2 separate regions of the Homo sapiens genome follow, and region 1 is linked to region 2. The links are chromatin loops, found by intact Hi-C in ENCODE. Cell type or tissue: ascending aorta. All regions are shown on one strand.

Region 1 (2,500 bases), 770 kb before region 2:
CACACAGTCTACCTTCATATAATATTATACCTCTTCATATATAGGATAATAATCTTACAATATTATACATCCACGTCTCCCCACACAGACTTTGTATCATTGCTTTTACACATTGTACATTTACATGATATAAAACCCACAATATATTTCTTTTTTTTTTTTTTCCTTTGGGGACTCCAATACATTTATATTAGGCCATGTGAAGTTGTCCACAACCTCACTGAGGCTCTTTTCAAAATTTTCAGTCTTCTTCGTTTTTCATGTTGGAGAGTTTCTATTGCTATTCTATACTTTGACTTTATTGATTTTTTTCTTAGGCGGTGTCTAATCTTCTATTTATTAAGTGAATTTTCTATATTAGACATTGAAATTTTGATTTCCAGAAGTTTGATTGCATGTTTTCAAGGTTTCTACTTAACATGTTTCATCTTCACTCTTGAATCTATGGAATACAGTTTTAATGTTTCTCATATTTATATGGAAAGGTGTGTCTATATGGTGCTTATTAAAAGTGCCAGTTATATAACTTTGCTTCCAGCCAAGATAGAGTAACAGACAATGGATTTACTCTTCCCTGCAAAAACTACAATAACAGGCAAAATATACAAAATGACAGTTTGTAAGATATTAGACCTAATGCAAAAAAAGTGATCCGTGAGAGATGGAGAAGCCACTAATACTCTTCCATGTAAATATAAGATGCTCTTTCTAACCTGCTTTAATTTTGTGCATAATATATAACACTATAACTTTACACATATACGTTCTGTGTGTGTGTGTGGGAGGGTGTGTGTGTACTTGTCACCCTCTGTAAGAATTTAAGGTCTGCAAGATCAGAGTTACTTTATTTACCATATCATCGTTACCTAGATCAGATGTGGCACACAAATATTTGCTGAAAAAATGATCCCACAAACTATTATTTTTAAACCAATGAACAATAATTCCTTTAATGTGTCAAAATTTAACCATTTTTCTATTTCTAATCATTTTGACTGTTTACAGTTGTTTACTATTAAACTATTAAAGTCTAAGATTAACAACTTCAAGGGAAATCTGTGTATCCTCATTTCCTTAAAAAAGAACTAAAAATGGAAATGTTTGGTTAAATCATATGTAAACTTTGAAGGTTTTCAAAACGTTCTATGAAACTGCTCTATATTAAGTTGAACCTATTTAAACTATATTCAGTAGTGTGTGAGAGTATCTTTTTGGGGGAAAAATCCCCCCCCCAAAAATCAAAATCTATTTTTTCTATAATTAACCTTCCTCAGGAAGTGTTTGAAAGAATCAGAGATAAAGCAATCACCTTCTACCTTTAATAATATGAATGCCTGCTAAGCCATTGAGAGCACAAACTAGCTGTCGATGTGCTTCTTCACATTCAGTTCCACATTTCTTCTGCAAAGATGTCAGCAGCTCTTCCATTGTCATGGTGCTAAAAGAAAAGGTAGACTGTTCAAAACTAGAAAGAAAATCCCAAGTGTGACTTCAGTGGGAGTGTTATATCTCACATGATCAAGAGTGTATGAGACTCGCAGTTTTTGTGGTATCTCTAGCATTTTTTTTCGCCTCAATTTTTACCATTATTTTTTCCCACATAAGTACCTTTATTTGATCACATCCTTCTTTAAGTTTTTCCCATTTCAGTAAAGGGAGAATGAAACTAGAAAAATCTTCCTCAAGTACAAAGTACAGCATGACATATTTGAAACATTACAGGTATTAACATGTAAGACTGACTCTGAATCCCAGCACTGCAACTTAATTAGAAAACCTCTTTGAGCCTGAATATTTTTTTAATCAGTAAAAAATGAAGATCCTCTAAGGTTAAATGCCATTCCTTCAAAAGGCTGTCTAACCTTAACCATTCATATATAAATTGTTTTCGGACTCTAACTGTACACAGCAATTTGTTCATATATCTTTTGAAATTTACTATGTTCACTTCATATTTTAGAAATCTATAATTTTCATCATTTCCCTTATTTGTCTATAACCTGCTTAAAAGCAAAGACAAAACTGAATCCTCTTTCTATCTCTTATAGCCAAAGGCCAGTTCCTGAGTTGCAGTCTGATTCACAAAAACTTTCTGGGACAATAGAGTATTATGAACACAAATTTCTTAATGTTCTCAGAATGAATAATCAGAGAGATAGAAAATATTTAACGGTAATCTAACTCCCTGATGTGGGAACTATGAAATAAAATAAGAGCAAAAGCCTTTCATATCTGGAGTACAGCCAAAACCCTAAATAACAAAATAATTTTAAAAAAAACCTCAACAATAATCCTAATTTTAAAAGAAGTGTTCAAGGCCAGGTGTGGTGGTTCATGCCTGTCATCCCAACAGTTTGAGAGGGTGAGACAGGAGGACTGCTTGGGGCCAGGTGTTCAGGATCAGCTCAGGCAACATAGCGAGGCCCTGTCTCTACAAAAACATAAAACAGGCCGGGCGTGGTGGCTCACGCCTGTAATCCCAGCACGAGGCTGAGAGGGG
Region 2 (2,500 bases):
GGGGAACCAGGGAGGTCAGTAGCACGTGGTTCAGTCCAAATCTAAAGGCCTCAGAACCCAGGAAGCTGATGGTGTAACTCTCAGTCTGAAGACAAAGGTAACGAGAATCCAGGGAGTTGTTGGTGCAAGTCCCAGAGTCCGAAGGGCAGAAGCCCTGGACTTTTGATGTCTAAGGGCAGGAGAAGAAGGGCATCCCAGCTCCAGGAGAGAAAGTGAATTCACCTTTCCTCTGTCACTTTCTTCTGCCCAGGCAGAAGATGGGTGTAATTTGATGACACCCATCTACATTGAGGGTGGATCTTCTCTCAATCCACCGACTCGCACGCCAATCACCTCTGGAAGCACTCTCACAGACACACCCAGAAATAATGTTTTACTGGTCATCTAGGCAGCCCTCAAGCCAGCCAAGATGGCACCTAAAATTCACCACCACACTCTCTAAGATGATGATTTTGCTATTCAAAATAATTTTTGTTTATCTCTCAGCTAGTTGAGTTTGCATATCAGAGATTTGTGGGTTGTAAGAAATAGAACTGCAGACCTCAAGGACAAATTTTCTTACAATTTGAATAGTCATAGCCAGCCTTTTAGAATCTCTATGCCAATAGGGACCCCAAATGGATTAGTTTCATAACCTAAATTCCCTGAGTTACTTACTTTTTATCTTCTTTCAGCTGTATTACTTGATTAAAGTACATGAAATTCTAATACCCAGATACAGGTGGCTTCATCACCTGATTGGATTCGACTAATCTATTCACTGCTTGAATCTGTTATTAGTTCATTTACATATTCATCTCTGACAGAGCCAAATCAGAGATATGTGGATGGCATTTCATCCTACGTGATAGACATGCCCCTTGTCCTGCTTTGCTGTCGCAGATCAACATAAGAGCAAGCCTGTTTTTTAGTGAGCCTTTGAAAGTGACTGCTATCACAACTTTCTGTCTTAGGAACACTGTCTTTGTAGCAACACTCCAGGTTTACCCATTCTTGGCTCCTGGCCATGTCTGGTAGAATTGGAGACTCAACCAAGTTTGTGCTACCCTCTAGTGGCAGTTTTGTGTAAATCAGAGACGTTTAGTTACAAGTGAATTTTTACAGATCACTAACTGGAAAAAATATCCAAGTTGATGAAGTCTATGTACATGGAATTTATCTTTAAAACACACTTACTTAAAAAATACATATACTACAAAAATGTCTTTACGTACCTATAAAATTCTAGCGATGGCAAGGGCAATTTGGAGTCATATCAGCCAATTACTTGAAAGGAAGACTGTATGCTCGGGTAGCTGGTATGAATGTCACAGTTATAAACTTAAGTGCTCAAGACTCATAATTAAATTTCTGACTCCTAGTTCTGTTTCACTGATACATCACTCTGATAATTAAATCAATTCCACATATCAAATTTCTGTTTTGATCATCAAAATTCAAAGATGACCACCAAAGCTTTGAAACAAATAGTGTTCTAGAATTTTTACATCAATTTGTTGACTAATATACAGTATTTTTAGTAGCATAGAAAGATATCCAATGTTTTAACATGAGGTAAAAAACATTACTGGTAGTAAAAGAATGAGAATGACAAATAGAACACAATCAGAACTTTCTATTGTTGACAAAAATGCAGTTATTTATTAATAACTTTAAACAGAAGATCAAAATAACAGAAGTTTGGGGTTTTGTTTTCCTTTTAGGCATTTTGTGCGCTCCTTAATTAAGAAAGGAATACCTCCAGGATCTGATTTACCTTCCGTCAGTGAAACTGATGAAACTGCAACACATAGCCAGACAGACTTGAGTCAAATAACAAAAGCTACATCTCAGGTGACTATGTTACTCTTACTGTTGGCCCAACTCTTAATGAGACAAGATTTTTTTCCTTACATTGTGAAACATACTATACATACAAAAGAATGTATAACATGGATCTGAACAGTATAAAGAATAGTGTTAAAATAAATCTCTTATGTATCTATCACCTAGGTTAGAAAATAGTCATCTGCTATAGAAGTCCCCTGTGTGTTTCTTCTTGGTTGTATTTTCTGTCGGCCACTCAGATTTTGGTATTAAACAACTTCATATTTTTCTCATTTTGCCAATTATAATGTAACATCTTGTTTGTGAGATTCCTCCCTTTTGTTTCATGTCCTGTTCATTTCACTAACCAATGGTATTTATTGTATAAAATTATGCTACAAATGGTTTTTAGTCTATCACAGTGTTAGTGGCTGTATTAGTTGCTTCTTGTTTCTATTGTAAGAAATATTCTTTCTCACTATTCTTGCTTTTTGTTTCTTACTATTGTAAGCAACGGTACCATGATTTTTCTCAAATGTCCCTTGAAACAGGTACAAGAGTTTCTTTAGTTTCAGGGTTCATAACCCTTTACGTGCTATGGCTCCCCTTAACAATTTTTTAAAACTCTAACAGGTTGAAAACAACTCATCTTTTTCTCCATATTAATTAACTGAGAATTATTGATAAGGAACAT

What was found. A loop is a pair of places that touch in the nucleus more often than their neighbours do. Peaks named below come from ENCODE experiments on the same cell type or tissue, not always from the same donor. Only the 100,000 strongest peaks of a DNase experiment are listed, where the experiment ranks them.
Region 1: a loop joins it to region 2, with 16 times the contacts of the local background. A loop is called at or near these places in 62 of 110 quality-filtered maps.

What each region holds. Positions count from the first base shown.
Region 1 is chr6:145,931,741-145,934,240 of GRCh38, forward strand. SHPRH (SNF2 histone linker PHD RING helicase) reads right to left here. Exons shown (of 30, transcript NM_001042683.3): 14 at 1,317-1,438. Among named protein-coding and RNA genes, the nearest start is that of SHPRH, 31 kb to the right of the region's middle. In ascending aorta, no CTCF peak of the experiment used is centred here; no DNase peak of the experiment used is centred here.
Region 2 is chr6:146,699,238-146,701,737 of GRCh38, forward strand. It overlaps ADGB (androglobin), which reads left to right. Exons shown (of 36, transcript NM_024694.4): 13 at 1,704-1,833. Among named protein-coding and RNA genes, the nearest start is that of ADGB, 100 kb to the left of the region's middle. In ascending aorta, a CTCF peak has its summit at 1,056 (motif pointing left); a DNase peak (open chromatin) is centred at 964.